Regions from separate parts of the Homo sapiens genome. Here region 1 is linked to region 2. Evidence: chromatin loops called from intact Hi-C (ENCODE). Cell type or tissue: GM12878. All regions are shown on one strand. Each heading gives the region's core, and the rest is flanking DNA. Links, peaks and the distances in the headings are about the cores only.

Region 1 (8,341 bases), core at 1-8,000, 230 kb before region 2:
GTTACCAGGGAAAAGTAGGCAGCAAGCATTCAAACCCAGAAATTGTGACTCAACATTTCCCATACAGCTAAACAATTCTGCATAAATGACAGACCTTGTCAACAAGGATTTTGCCTGAAAAAGATCTAAAATGAAAAGAGAAGATCAACTGATAAGAAGGTAAGATGTCTGACTATCAATATCAATACTTACGTATCGTACCTCTGCAGTGGTGTCACTTTGTTCTTATTTTTATCAACTGAACCCGTAGATAGCTGAAGAAAATTGGGATTTAATTTATATAATTCTTGAAGTAGCTTCTGTTCATATTCTTGGTGTTTACCCGCCTAACGAAAGAAGAAATTAAAACTGCAGTGGGATTCACAAAATGGCTGGTATAAAATACTGAATAATCTTCTGAATTATTAAATATATTTTAAATAAAATAAATAATATTTTTAAAAAATAAAATATTAAATAAATTTTAAATAAATTTTTAAATAAAACAAGTAAGAGAAACCTGTGAGGATATCACAAAACTTCTAGATCAATGAAAGTCATTCCAACAAAATTATATGATATATATCTGATAAATTAAATTAAGGCATTTCATCAACCCATTTATTGTACAGAAAAGCATATTAAGGGAAGAACATTTTTGCTAGCTCAAAAAGTGTAAGGTCCACTTTAAACCTACTTCCAAGTCTTTCATGTAAGAATTAAGTCTTGTAACACTGAGTTTTCTGAAAATCAGCCAAAATTCATCAGTCTCCTTTTTAATTTGGAGATTAGCACTTGAAGTAATACATAGATGAACAGTTTTACTATATTCTTCATTATCTTGACACTAAGTAAAACTTCCATGAATTAGTTTTTGCTTTCTCTTTTCTTCTATGGTTATCAAAAGTAAAATAAAAATTAATGTATTTTAAACTCTAGACCCAGGGTCAGCAATTTACAGCCAGTTGCCTGTTTTTATAAATAAAGTTTTACTGGAACATGGTCATGCCCATTCATTTACATATTGTATTTGGCTGCCATTCTGCTACAAAGGCAGGATGTAGTAGTGCAACAGAGGCAGAGTAAAGTAGTTGTGACAGAAGACTACATACATAGCTCAGAAACCCTAAAATATTTACTAACTGGCCTTTACAGAAAAAGTTTGCCAACCTCTGCTCTATACACAAAAGAATGCTATGCTTACTCTAGCTGGGTAGGTGTACATCAAAAGGCAATGTCACAAATATTATGGGAAAAATTAGGCAAAGATTGCCTGTGGAAGCTAATTAGACACAAAAATAAATGATAATGAACTTACTTTGAGTAACATTTTACTATTTGCATGTATATCTAGACTGGAAGAATAGTTTTACTTACCTTCAGGGATGTTAATTTTTTTAAATTATGGTCTAAATAGATGTTATACAACAAAACCAAAACGGAACAAATCAAAACAATAACAAGTGAGGGCAATTGCACTTAACTGAGCATAATTGTGTCATATATACTGCACAATGCATCGTTCCCTGTTCTGAGAGGCCACTTGCTTGTTTCTATTGGACCTATAAATATTTCCTATGGCACTAAATTTTGAGTTACGCAGTAACAAGGAAAGATTTTCTGATTTTTGCCATAAAATTTATTCAAATTTCTTTCCTACATCAAGAAAGTGTTTTAACAACAACAACAAAAAATCCCCTTTTAAAGTAATTTTAAACTCAGCTAAAGAAGAGCAAGATAAATTCAGGACAACATTATGAAATTAGTTTTAAATTATTTTTAAAAATACATTAGATGTGAAATTTACATTTTTAAAACATGAAAAGTCTTGAAAATTATTTCTGGAATCAATACTTCAGGAGATACGGCTTTCACTAATATCTGTGGAAAGCCACAAAGAGCTCAACTTGATATTAAAATGACTCTACAGGGGCAGTTCATAAAGACAGGTTAAATCCCATTACAAACAAGTTCCAAAGGACAGCCCATACATTTTATTTTATTGTTTAATATTACTTTAAATGAGATCAACTGGGTGGGACTTGTAAATTCTGATAGACAGAAATTGATAGGAAATATGAATAAAGTATACCCTCTACTAATTAAAATTTAGTTTGAAATTTTGAAATGGTTCTACCTTAGATTTCATTCAAGAAGGTTTCATCCAAAAAACAAACAAAAAAAGCATTAAGAAATCAGTTAAGTCATCTGTCCTTATTAAATATCAGATAGACCTTATTTTAACATTGTTTTTGAATCATAAAGACCATACTATCAAGAAAACTCTGATGTATTTATTATAATGGGATTTAATCTGTACTAGCTCCAAGTCAAAAAAGGTAATACTCCATTTAACAATCTTTTCTTAAAGGAGCCCCTACCAGACTTTCTCTAGTTTGACCTGGAGAATGAAAGGTAGCAATGAATGCCCCCCACCTTCTAAATGAGAAGTATTCCTGAAAAGTCCACAGCAACAATCTGAAGTCCTCATCTACAATAGGGAAGTGCAGCATTGTGCTTTGGTATAATCCTCATTTAATATGTCGTATGGTCAACATTTTTACTTGTTAAGGCATGTTTATACTACAAATTGAAAGGAGACAGGAGAAGAGGAAATGTAAAAAAGAACATAGGATATTAAGCCTTCAATTCACCCTTTACAGGATACTGACTCAGTGGACACTTGCATGGGGAGAATAATTTTGTAAAAATAATATTAGTTTATCAGCATCATTTGACAGAGTATTATTTTCTAGCAAGCTCTGTAAAGAGTATAGATTGGTTTAACAAATAATTACAATATCCCACTTAGCTTTCATTTTGTTGACATTCCCCTTAAAATAGCATTTCCCAAAGTGTTTTCCTGGTCAACTAAGTTCTGGTTGTAAATTCCCTTCGTGGATCTGTATTAGCATATTAAGGACTCTGAAAAGTCTTAAAGCAAAGAAACCTGTTCATCTTCATTAATCTAGCATTTCAAACTTAGTTGACCACAGACACATTTTTATTGTAACAATATCCTGCAGAACTGACCTTCCATTAAACACTTCATTTGGCAAATGCTACTTTAAAGTAATATCAGTTTTTACAAAATCAAATCCTTAGTTTTTGCTTTTGCAATGTTAACTAATAAAAAAAAAAGTACTCCCTTTTCTGCAAAGTTGATAATTCACATGACTTTACTACCTGCATTTCCTCTTTTGTGAAGCTGGCCGCCTCATCCCCCAATTCATGAAGATACATGCAGTCAGGTTTTGGACACTGCATATTCTTTAAGAAGTAACTGCAGTATTTTGTTGTACCTAGAGATGCCTGCAGGAGGAAGAGGGGTAAAGGAAAAGAAGACTCAATGTGAACTGACAACACAATGAGAATCTCCATGTTTAGTGTTTTCAAGTCACCTAAAATGAGGCACAAACATGACAAAACAAAAAGTATGGCTGCAAATACTAGAGAACTAAACTCTTATTAGCAGGATTTATTATAGATGAGGCTCATTTGGAAGAACTAAAGGAAACATCTGTCTATGGTTTCCAAAACTTGGACACCCAAATCTTCCCTAGATATAAGGAGAGGAGATAGACAAAAAAATCTGTTCCATGTTATGAGTGGTTAGACACATAAGAAGGCAAATTCCTTTTTCTAATTATGCCATCCTCCTTCCACTAACAGTAAAGCTTTGCTTAGTGGGACTCTTCACTGAAACTGGAATCAATGTCCATATATTTAAGGACTACCTATTTCTGAAGAAAATAATGGTACTATTTTCACAAAATAAGATATATGTAAAAATGCGATATTTTAAAAGATTATCCCCGATAATGAATGTGTTTATTCCTATCTGGTAAAAGAGGACCCTACAGAAACCAGCAGTAAACAAATTAGCTATAATAGATGGTATGGACCCTAAGACAGACTCTTCAAATTAACTGTCAAATTTAATATATAAATGCTCAGTTCTCCTCTACTTACTATATTTTATCTCGTCTTCCTTAAAAAAAAAAAAAAGAATCAAGAGGACTATATTACCTTAAGTGTTCTGCCATCTACTACCACATTGTTGACACACTGTATGGCTCTGAGAGCGTCTTCTGACCGGATATAGGTTACATAAGCACTGGCACTTGGACCCTAAAGTGAAAACATCCCATTCCACTGTTATTAGTTAAAAATTAAACAATACTAAAAAAATTCTACTGCAACCTAGGGAATTCTAAAGACCCTGACTACTACTATTACTAATGACAATAATTAGTAGTAGTAGTGGCAGTTTTGATTAAACACTAAACTAGCTCATTTGAAAGTAATAATACTCAATGAATTTTATCTGATTTTAAGAATACTGTAATATATGTGAATAAAATATTACTTTGGCTTGGGATTTATTTTTTTAGACAGTCATTTGACAGGCTCGTCAAGGTTATAAAAAAATTAAAATTTAGATTAAAAAATAAGACTTAAAGACTATGTCAAATTACATTCTCAAAAATAAATGCAATCTGGAAAACTATTCTATCTGATAACAGCAGCATAACAAAGACACTATTAAGTTTTCAATATCTGAAAATATTACAGATTAGAAATCACTATCGAATCCTCATCTATTTATCACATTGCCTGATAACAGACTCACCTCCCCCTCCCTTTCACTCCATCACTAAATGTTTGTTTTACTATTTCCCTCTTAATTGTTAAGTCCTAGAAGGGTCAAATAAGCAGCAAAAAATCCCCCACCCCACCAACAGAGGTCACTACATTGCTTAAGTCCTTGTCCCTCAAGCTTTCTAATCAGAGAGAGCAAAGTTTCCTTTGGAACAGCCCAGGTCAAGCCCAGACCATAGGGAGGAAAAGCAAAAATCCCTAAAATTAGTTACCTGTGAGCCTGCATATGATGTGCTATTATTGATGACAACTTTATGTATTTTACCAAACTTCCCAAAATATTCTGGTCGTTTTAAAACCTATAAAAGAAGAAGAAATAAGGTATAAACTGTCCCCATTTTAAACAACTTTATCCTTATAATGGAGACATTCATCATCCCTCTTCAGCAAAAGGAAAAAGATAATTTTTAAAGTTTTCTAATAAATGTCACTACCTCCTAATTGCAGTTTGTGTAGCTAACCTATAGGAAATCAAAAGAGTTTAAAAGCTATTTTTTTTCTTGACCCACTGAATAGAAACTGAGACTCACTAAATTTGGTATTATCTACTATGTTCTAATAACTGCTCCAATAGTCTATGGGATCTTACCTGTACAGTATTCTTAAACACAAAACAGATCAAAGATCTTAACTACATTGCCATTAAGAGATGATCCTTACACGAAAGCAATTCTTCAAAAACAATGACCAAAATTATGTATTAAAGGTAAAGACAGAATTGAAAGAACAGACATAAAGACAGTCTTTACTCATAAATCTATTGCATATAACACTGTTTATAAATCACAAATTTCAAGTAACAGAGTGCCCACTCAACCCTCTATGCTTTATGATTTATCATTGTGCATACAGTTTCCTATGTCAATCAGTTTTACCATTTCTCATCTGTCTCATGAGGCTTTTTCCCCTACTTTTCCTGGTACGTAACATTTCGGAAACAAATTTACACGTTTCTTTCTTTATTACCTGGTTACTTCTTGGTGGTACCTACGTACCTCATCTCCTTTACTTTGTGAACACTATATGCATTCTTTCAGCTTCTCTTACAAACTTAACCTTGGCTAATTTGACCGGTATGTAACTTGATAAAAAGACATCTCACATAATTTGCAACTACCTCAAAATTCTGTTTTCCTAGAATGTATCTTTAGACCTACTGTTCCTACAATCTCTCCAAATAGCAAGCTCTCTGCAAATGAAAGCTTTCTGCATGTAACTATTCAAGTGTGTGTAAAGTATTTCTTCCCATTCATATTTGATAATATTCTTACAGACTTATAATTTAGCTATTATGTTCTGCATTTGATAGAATCAAAGCTTCATGAATAAATCTACGGCGGGTGTATCATTAATTCTTAGTCTTCTACCTAATTAATAGAAAGTAATTAATCTTATATTTTATTTTAGGTGCTTGTAAGTATAAGGTAACTGTTATGTTTGCTGTAGCCAATTCTAATGGATTAGAAGGTGAGGTAATTACACTGAGTTTCAATCTCTTTTCCACCCAAAACCCCTGAGGGATATGATAGTAACAGTGGCTAACACAATGACCCTTAAGTCATCCGTAGCAAAGTCTCAGGGTTGATAAAGAGAGAAGAGCAGAGTTTGAAAAAGCTTTCTGGCTAGTGGAGTTTGGAACTGCATTCAATATTCCAGCTGGATGCATACCAACTCAGCAACCAGCGTCATAGCTAAGATACCTGCTCCAAAGGGTTCAGTCAGGCCGGTCACAGGTTGTCCTGCATCAGCATCATAGGTTTAAGGCAGTAGTTCTCAATGAGGGAAGCACTCAAGGGGCAGTCTGGAAATTTGTGGAAACTTTTATTGGGAGAGACTGTTAAAGTGACTGGGAGAGTCTACTGGTGTTCAGTGGATGGGGACCAGAGATGTCTTTCAAGGCTCAGGCTAGCCCCGTACAACAAAGAATTGTCCCGCACAATTTCTGAATGCCCTGCAAGACATGCCTGAAGCTGTTTATTGAGCCAGAAACAAATTTCATATTATACGTAATTACAAAGTATTTTCCCAGCTTTGTTTAAAATTTTACTAAGAGTTATCTGAGAAAAATCACATTATTGATGTTTCATGGTACCTGAGTTGCCAATTCATACACCAGTAACAATCTGCATTTGTAGTTGTCACAGTCCATGATTTTACAAATAGGTGCAAGTATCTTACTTCTTTATTACATAGGATAAAATAGTACTTTAGAGCCTCAATATGTAAAGAAATTCTTCAATGATCTAGTTAAAATGCAGATTCAGATCCAGCAGATCTGAGGCAGGGCTGAAGAGTTTGCCTAATAAGCTCTCCAGTGATATTAATGTTATGGGCCCAGAGGCCACACCTTGAATAGCAAGGTTCTAGAGTAGGAATGTACAAGCATTTATATGTACAAATAGTCTTTTTATAATTACTTTCCTTTTATTCCTTGTTTATATATACTTTTTCAAATTATGTGTGTAGACAAATTATATTATCAAGAAGTCATTTCATGAAAGTCAAGGGGTGTTACATTCGTTTTTAAAAAGTGGACACTGAGTCGGATAAGGTTGAAGGCCACTGGTTTATGGAAATGTTTTCTGGCCAACGTTTGGGTGTAACACCTTTATAACAACATGAGATTGGTATGTAATTATGATGACATGTTCACACTGCAGCCAGAATGGTACTGTCAAAGCACAAATCTAACCGTGTCACTCTGTTCTTAAGAACATTCAAAAGTTTTCCACTGCCTTTAGGATAAAGTGCAAACTCCTTAGCGTGGTTAGAAAGCCCTTCATGATCCATTACCACTTACCTTGGCACCTTCTTTCTCACCACTGCAATCTAATCTTCCAGCCAAACAAATCACTTGCAGATTGAGGTCTTTCTCATCCAGAAGCATTTGTATAGTTGCTGTGCCAGAAGCACTTTACCCCAAAGACAGCAGAGGGGTACGTACCTCCCTCCCAAGGTGGAATGCTATCCCTTGTGCCTTTACAGCACACAACACTTCTCATATTGTTACTTTCGTAAAAAGGAAGGTACTACTTATTTATCTACTACTACTTGTTTATCAGTATATGCTCAGTGTCTTAAATAATGCCTGGCATATTGCAGGTACTCAATAAATGCTTACTGAAAAACTGAACTATCTTAGCATTAAACAAAAAGAATTACACGGATTTGTAACAATAGTGGGCCTCAAAGTATTAGCAAATGGCAAGCGGTTGATAAGAAATAGGCTGCCCAGGCAAGGGAAAAACAATGAATTTAAACTTTCCATATTAACTTGAACACTCTAGATTCTGCCTAAACAACTAGCAAAATAGTATTCTAGTGAACTAACAAAGGTTATGGAGAGTAGACAGAGCACCCTGTACATCAGCACATTATCTATATACTCAATATCACGATGTCCTTCACAGTGGGCCAATTTTCCTACTAACATAGAAAATAAGAGGCCATGTGACAGAATTATAAATGTTCAAGGGCATGTCTAGTACCAAAATATCTTGCTATATATTCCTTGGGAAAACAGTCAAGTATTCATAGATACTACAGAGAAAAAACAAAAACTTGGTAATCAGATGGATGAATGAGTGAATAAATGAATGGATGGATGAACAACATGCCAATAATCAACACAGAATACACTGGAATAGGAACTGTAAGACCACGGACAAGTCACTCAACTTCCTTTTGCCTCAGTTTCTTA
Region 2 (8,345 bases), core at 110-8,109:
CAAGGCATGAGGGGAAAGGTTTATACAAACCTGATAGCCTCTGAATGCGCAAATATTTTCTAGACTTGGGCAAGTTAGTATGGTAAGAATTCCTGAAATGCTTTGGAGTCCTCCAAGCATTCAATCATCCTCTTTGTGGGTATCTTCCTACCAGGGTAGAGATTATACAAATGTTATCTGGGGACCAGGATACCTAATTTCAGTAGGAGAAGGCTCTCTATAACAATGTATTGTGAAAACTGTCACATCTTGCTGTAGACTAGAAGAGGATACCTGGCAAACTGAATTTGTCTAGGATGTCTTAGTTGGTGGCAGCATCCACAGACAAAGGACTCTTCTGTCTCTTCCCCTCTGTATAAAGATGTATGAGATTGGCCAGGTGTGGTGGCTCACGCCTGTAATCCCAGCACTTTGGGAGGCTAAGGCAGTACGTTGCTTGAGCCCAGAAGGTAGAGACCAGCCTGGGCAATATGGCAAAACCTCATCTCTACCAAAAAATACAAAAAAATTAGCTGGGTGTGGTGGCGTGCACCTTTAATCCTAGCTACTTGGGAGGCTGAGGTGGGAGGATCACCTGAGCCCAGGAGGTTGAGGTGGATCACCTGAGCCCAGGAGGTTGAGGTTGCAGTGATCCCTATTTGTGCCACTGCACTCCAGCCTGGGTGACAAAGTAAGAAACCTGTCTCAAAAAAAAACAAGAAAGAAAGAAAAAGATCTATGAGTCAGACTTTAGAGCAAAGTTAAGGGAGTTGATAGTGAAGAAAAAGCAAATGTAGATCTCTCCTTCAGTATTCATGGCAGTTTGGGTCATTAAACAAAGATTATCTCCAAATTGAACTTGAAATTGCCACAGTGTTGGGCCAGGTGTGGTGGCTCGTGCCTGTAATCCCAGCACTTTGGGAGGCCGAGGCGGGTGGATCACCTGAGGTAAGGAGTTTGAGACCAGCCTGGCCATCATGGTGAAACCCCATCTCTACTAAAAATGCAAAAAATAACTGGGTGTGGTGGCATGCGCCTGTAATCCCAGCTACTCGGGAGGCTGAGGCAGGAGAATCGCTTGAAACCAGGAGGTGGCGGTTGCAGTGAGCCGAGATCGAACCACTGTACTCCAGGCTGGATGACAGAGTAAGACTCCATCTCAAAAAAAAAAAAAAAGAAATTGCCACAATGTTTCCACGAAATCCCTTAGTCACTAGAGGAGATTGCTCTAATTGCACTACACAGACTATCTCTAGGATGATTTTTTTTTTCTTTTCTGTAGGGACGGGGTCTCTGTTGCCCAGGCTGGTCTTGAACTCCTGGCCTCAAGCCATTCTCTCTCCTCAGCCTTCCAAATTGTTGACAGGTGTGAGCCACCGTGCCTGTCCTAGGATAATATTGTTATTGCTTTCTAGTTTTCCCTCTGCAAACAACTTTTATGACATCCCACTGTTCCTTTGCATCTTCATTAGCCAGTAGCCAGGTAAAAGGCAGATCATTTTGTTTTACTACCGTAATGTAGCTGTTGTGGCAAAAGATTTTTTAAAGTTTAAATCCATTTATATTTTTTGAATATTTCAGTTACTATTCTTGTCTCTTTGAAAGAATGACTTTGAGCTGGCAATTTAGTAACCAGAAAGATGCAGACCAGAAATGAATCCATACAACTAGAGCCATCAGGCAAAGCAGGAATTAGTCACTTGGTGTTAAGAAACCCCACAATTGTGTATATTGTTTTTGATGTGGAGGGGTGTGTGTGTGTGTGTGTGTGTGTGTGTGTGTGTGTGTAAGGTTTATACTTTGATAGAGTTCTCAAAGGACTCTTTGCCTAATAAAGGGTAGGCTCTGCCAATGTGCATCAGTCAGATTTCTTTATTCTCGCAGGATTTCCAGCCTTATGTATGTACCTGATTACAGTGGCTCCTAACCATTTGTTCTTTAAATTATAAATGGCATTTAAAAGTAATCTTGGGTTGGTTTTAATGACAGGTTACATGTCCTTAAATTCTGGGGCATCCCTTGTTTTAAAACAGGTCATTTGAAATTCATATGAAATGCTTATAAGTGGAACATTGTTTTATGTCATCACCTCTATTAGATACCCAAGCTCCAGTGGTTCCATACTGGCGCCTGCCTGGTTTAGGCATTATCATCTACCTGCTGAAACAGAGTGCTAATGATTTCTTCAGCTATTATGACAGTCATCGACAGAGTGTCAGCAAGCTACAAAATGTAGAGCAGCTTCCCCCAGATGAGATAAAAGAGGTACGAATCTTATAATGAGCTGGGGGGACTTGAGAAATCATTGCTGTTACTAGGCCAGGGTACTCAGACTGAGTAAAGACAACGTATACAGTATGACTGAAGGAATTGGAATGATTCTTCTGTGTGATTTGAAGAAGACTCCTTCGCCGTAGCACCAGCCTTATAAGCATAGAAACTCTTGACTGAAAAACAGTGAAGTGTAGCACCTGTTCAAGAAAATAGAAAGGCAGCTGGCCTTTGAATGAAGAGTTTTGGGTCATTTATACTCTAAAATCTGTTCTGAGAAAGGCTTCTGTTACAGATTTTTTTTTTAATAGAACTTGGGTAAATGTCTCTGTGCCTTCAGCATCTTCAATATCTGTTTAGCAAATCTTTCAAACAAATGGGATAGCATATGAGACTTGACTGCCTTCCCTCAGTGACCCAGAAGCATTCCCTCTACTTACAGTATTAATAACTAAAGATGCTGCATTACCAGGATTGCTACTAAGTAGCTTGCTGCCTTTTCCATTTGGCACAGCTGAATGTAAGGCATCTCTTGGCCAGTTCCTAAGGCAGTGCTGAAGCTTCCTGGTGTCCTGTCGCAGCCTGAATGTTGAGCCACTTTGTCATTCCTGGTTTGCACCAAGTTTTCTAAAAACTTCCATGTTACTCTTATGAGTAGTCCATGCCTACTCCCTCTTGCCACTTTTCTGGTAAACTCAGGGGACATTTATTGAGTGTCTACAACATGCCAGGCCCTGAACTACATGTTCTACCTAACACCCGGGCAGATATTGTTTCTATTCTCATTTCTCATGTGAGGAAACTGAGGCACAGAAGACTTGCATAACTTACCCAAAGGCATGTAGCTGGCAGGAACAGGGTGAGGCAGGAGTCAATGACTGGGTTTAGGTAACCCCTGAAATTTTGGGTTCATGCCTGGCAGTCCTTCCTCTAATGTGTAGCTAATCAGTGATGTTTGTACTTGTAAGAGGAATTGCATCATCATCATGAAGCGCGTGGCCTTCCATCAGCCTCACTTCAGTACGCCTTCTGTGGAACCCAGCATCAGAACATTAGCTGGAACAACTGTGCTTGTGTGTGTGCCACATTGAGAAGTGGTCATGGGAGCTTTGGTTGATGATCAGATTTTAGTTATGCTCTAGGTGTCTACCTTGTATTTTTTGCAGAAGATACCTGACAACTGTTAGAAATTCTCCATGGGATTGTTATAGCTACTGTTTGAAAAACCTATCATTTTGTCTTGGTTTGTTTTAATGTGACAGGAAATTCAGGGTTTCATCAGCAACCCTGACTGTGTTTCAGGGACAGACTTTTTCAAAAGGCAGCAGATAAATGTTCATTTGTGAATTTGCTTCTTTGGCTGTAATTTTTAAAAATTGCTAGCTTCTTAGATAAAAACTCTTATCTGCAAGGATGTTTAAATTTGAGTGTTTTTCATAGCATTTATCATGGTGACCTGCTGATAGTAGTTTTTCATTAAAAATTTCATTCCAGTTGATGTCATTCTAATACCACATTTGTTTCTTCTAGTTGTGTCAGTCTGTGATGCCTGCTGGTGTTGATAAAATCTCCACTGCTCAGAAATATGTTCTAGCAAGACGGCGCTTGGTGAAGGTGATCAACAATCGAGCTAAACTGCTTTCCCTTTGTTCTTGTATCCTTTATGAAATCATGCACTTGAATGATGACCTTGAAATATAGGAACTGTTCACTTATTCTCATATTATTTGGGCACCAAAACCAGGTGGAAGGAGATAAACTTAATTTTTTCCCAGTAAATGCCTAATGTATTTCCAAATCATAGTTTTTGTTCTTATCTTTTAGAGTAGCTGGTAATACTGATAAAATACATGGGCACTTTCTGTTAGGGAAGAAGGTAGGGACATGAGACTGCTGGCACAGGACCCCAAGGTCCCCACCTCTTTCCTCAGCACACCTTGCTGCTTCCTCTTGAGGAGCCTTCAGTGAGACCCTGTCTGTTAGACTGAGGCTGTGGGTACCTCATTAAGTGAGTGCAGTCTGTCCTTTTTTCTTCTCCTCCGAAACTGGTGTGTAAAACATATTTGATGAGATTATGTTCCTTTAATCTGAGCTCTGGTATAGTTATCATAGAGACCTGCCTATTTATTCTTTGGCGCCATCTGGAGTACTACTTGTTACATTGCATGCCCACGGATTCTCAAGATTCCTTATTTGCCTCGAGAACCTTGTTTAAAAGCAGAAGACTGCAAGGTAAACTTTCTGCTAAAAATTAATGAACCATAAATACCTATTTGTGCCTTGAAAAGCTAGTACCAGTTTTTTTTTATTTTTGTTTCCAGATTACTTAGAGTGAATTGGGTGAATCAAGAGCTGTTTAGTCACTAGACGTAGCTATTTCTTGCATTTTACTTTCTGTTCACGGGACATTGTGCTGAGCATAAGAATATTCTAGAGCCTGCTCATCAGCTGTTCCTTAGCTTCTTGCTGCAGTTAGGGGGCTGATCCAGCTCTAGAAGAATGGAGGAGGTCTGCTATTATGCTGATTCTTATTGCTGGAGTGGGCCTCTGTGACTGATGGCCATATATTGGATCCCTTAGGTGGAAGGAAATAGAGAAAAGCTGAGAACCCTGGTCTGGACCAGTGAAATGCTTTCTAGGGGCTTCCATTTGCTAAAAGTTGAAAATTGAGTTCCCAATCTTGAGCCGTGTTTTTCATGGTGCTATTGTTATTATTCATTGTCATCAGGTTCCTCCACTGTGTGGTAGATAGGTACTTGCACAGCCGGTATGACTCTGTTTTTTTATCTCTAGATTCCTTCGCCTCAGAAACCAATCTAGATTTTAGAAGTGGGCTGGCTATAGTGAGCCAACATGATTTAGACCAGGTAAGGTTCTATTCTCATATTCTTTTATTTTTCTTCATTAAAGTAAAAGGGCTGGGTGTGATGGTACACATCTGTAATCCCAGCATTTTGGGAGGCCGAGACGGGAGGATTGCTTGAGCCCAGGAGTTTGAGAGCAGTCTGGGCAACATAGTGAGACCCCGTCTCTTAAAAAAAAAAATTGGCATACTGTGGTGGCATGCACCTGTAGTCACAGCTACCTGGGAGGCTGAGGTGGGAGAATCACCTGAGCCTGGGAGACTGAGGCTGCAGTGAGCTGTGATTGCACCACTGCACTCCAGCCTGGGCAACAGAGCAAGACCTTGTCTCCAATAAATGAATGAAAGAGTGAAGCAAGACCTTGTCTCCAATAAATAAATAAATAAATGAATGAATGTAAGTAAGTAAGTAAAAAGGAAAGCCTGGTATGTTAATAAGATTATGATTTTCAGGGTTGCTTACAGACACCTGGTTTGAACTCTAGCTTGACCATTTTAACAGCTATATGACTTTGAACAACTTACTTAACTTCCGAGCCTCAATTGCTTCATCTAAGAAATAGGAGGATTCAACCTCAGAGGGTTTTGTCAGAATTAAGTGAGGTTTCATGTATGTGAGGCTGCTAGTGTTGTACCTAGAACATGGTAAGCATTCCGTGATTGGTAGGCATTATGATCTGGAAACTCCTGATGTCTTTTGATTAGCTTTGTAGAACTTTTTAGGTACAAAGTATCACTCAGCACTTATTTTTCAGGAAATAATTTAATGGTGAGATTGAGAGCAGCCAATACAAATCCCGCCGTCATAGACCATAGTACACAACACTGTGCTCTTACTAACCTGTTGATCAGTAGTGTTAGAATGAATGAAGAGTATGCCAAAAACAATTACAATGAAAACCTCATATTAAACTAATAGCAAAGTTATGTTTCTAACAAAGCAGGTATCAGGGTGTGTGATGTTAGGGAAAATGAATTACAGCTAGATCCTCTGCTAGCCATCTGAATGTCCTTAGCCATGATTTGATAAAGCCTCTGCTCCTCCCAAATCCCTCTTTTTGCTATTTTTCTTAAAACAAGGTTGGGAATGAAAGGTGCAGTTACAGCAGCCTCCAAAGCACAGCTTGCTGGATATCATGAATACCACGCTCCCATCCCAATCCAGACTACATTCGCCCCTTAGTGACTTTATAAAAGGAATTCGTTTTGTGGCTAGGCTTGTTTAGGAGAACTAGTGTTAATTGAGGCCATGTGCAAAATTAGCCAAAGAAGATTATTCAGAAGTTTGTTTGTTTGTTTGTTTTGTCTGAGAGACAAGGTCTCACTCCATTACCCAGGCTGGCATGCAGTGGTGTGACCACAGTTCACTGCAGCCTCAACCCCCTGGGCTCAAGTGATTCTCCCGCCTCAGCATCCTGAGTAGCTAGGACAACAAAAATAAATATATTTTGAAGTAATAACTGTTACTATTTCATTTAGACTGCTTTGTGAAAAAGCTAGAAAAAAATGCAGGATTAATAAATAATCTCACACTCTGTGTTGTGATTTTAATGCAAAACTGAAAACAGGTAGATTGATCTAATATTGTACTTAATTTTAGTCTTTTAGTATAACATCAAAAAGATCCATCTGAAACTACATATGCATTCTAGAATATATATGAATTCTAAAGCATATAACAGGTGTATCCCCACATTAATATTTTTTGAAAACAAAAGCATGCAAGTGGGTTTTTAAAAATTGCAAAATGAAGTAAAAAGTAAAAGCTTCTTTCCCACCTACCCTCCTGTCCTCCCTCCCTCCCTTCCTTCCCTGCATTCTCCTTCCCTCCCTCCCCCGCCAGTCTTACTGACTTCTTGTATGGCCCTTCAGGAAATGTTTTTGTGTGTATGTTAGTATATCAGCATCAGCATCAACATTCATTGCTATTTAAAGCAGGTTTTTAAATTTATACAAGAAAAGAAAGCAGGAAAAACATGAGAATTAAACCAAAAAATTCTAAGGTAGAAAATGTGAATGTTTAGTTAATTTAGTAACACATTACAAAAATTCAAAAGTATTTACATTGAAAGAACCACATTACAAAAATTCTAAAGTGTTTTAAATTGGAAGACTTAGAATAAAAGAAATATTTGAGACAACAATTTTAACAAAATGTCTTTTGTGTCACCGCTAGCTTCAGGCTGATGCAATCAACGCTTTTGGAGAATCACTACAAAAGAAACTTCTGGACATTGAAGGATTATATTCAAAAGTTCGATCTCGATATAGTTTCATACAGGCTCTTGTCAGACGTATCCGTGGCCTCTTGAGGATATCAAGGAACTGAGAGCCCGTGCTTATGCTCTTCTATGAGAGAGATGAATTGGGGAGAATTGTCTCCATTTTATAGATTAGTTTCTTTCTAAATTATGACCAAAAATATTTTGCTATTTCTTTCTTTGTATATGGACATCTTTTCTGTAAACTTCTTCCCCTAGTTCCATCCTCACTAGTAAAAAATAAATACTTTTTAAAAAAACAAAACAAATGTATGGTTAATCTTTTGATCTTTTATCTTTTGATCAGCATTATCAGGAATCTAACAAATAAACCTTCAACAGTGGTGATTTTCCCATAGAGATATTATTCTGAATGCCAGATTAAAGGCATAGTCTGAAAATTCTAATTTTTTCACCCTTTGTAGCTACATTACACTATTAACAATATTCAGGGTTACTAAAATATAGCCATGCTCTTATAGAATAGTGTACTCAATACTGTGAAAATGTCTGAAAAAGTCAAGCTTTTTCCTAAAATTATTTAGGTTTTCCTTTTTTTTGTTTTTTTCTTTTCTGCACGTAAGTTGACAATACAATTGTCCCTTGGTATCTGGTGATTACTGGTTCTAGGGCTCCCACGGATACCAAAACCTATGTTTTGGCATGCATGTTCCTTATATAAAATGGCATTGTGTTTGCATATAATATAGATACATCTTCTTGTATACTTTAAATCATTTCTAGATTACTTACAATACCTAATATAATATGAATTCTATATAAATAGTGGTTAATACTACGTTTTTAAATTTGTATTATTTTTTGCTGTTACACTGGTTTTTTCCCCCCCAAATATTTGTGATCTGTGGTTGGTTGAATCTGCAGATTTTGAACGTGGGGATATGGAGAGCTGACTCTACAGTAATTTGTGTTTGTTCCTTAGAAATGATTGTGAAATTTCTCAAATTAAT

The links. A loop is a pair of places that touch in the nucleus more often than their neighbours do. Peaks named below come from ENCODE experiments on the same cell type or tissue, not always from the same donor. Only the 100,000 strongest peaks of a DNase experiment are listed, where the experiment ranks them.
Region 1: a loop joins it to region 2, with 2.3 times the contacts of the local background. A loop is called at or near these places in 3 of 110 quality-filtered maps.

What each region holds. Positions count from the first base shown.
Region 1 is chr7:135,410,323-135,418,663 of GRCh38, forward strand. It overlaps CNOT4 (CCR4-NOT transcription complex subunit 4), which reads right to left. Exons shown (of 12, transcript NM_001190850.2): 4 at 4,854-4,940; 5 at 4,009-4,110; 6 at 3,166-3,291; 7 at 193-326. Among named protein-coding and RNA genes, the nearest start is that of CNOT4, 96 kb to the right of the region's middle. In GM12878, for the core only: a CTCF peak has its summit at 4,732 (motif pointing right); a DNase peak (open chromatin) is centred at 4,727.
Region 2 is chr7:135,641,115-135,649,459 of GRCh38, forward strand. NUP205 (nucleoporin 205) reads left to right here. Exons shown (of 43, transcript NM_015135.3): 39 at 2,078-2,244; 40 at 3,781-3,904; 41 at 4,354-4,482; 42 at 5,044-5,117; 43 at 7,290-7,639. The coding sequence ends at 7,442. Among named protein-coding and RNA genes, the nearest start is that of STMP1, 17 kb to the right of the region's middle. In GM12878, for the core only: a CTCF peak has its summit at 4,399 (motif pointing left); no DNase peak of the experiment used is centred there.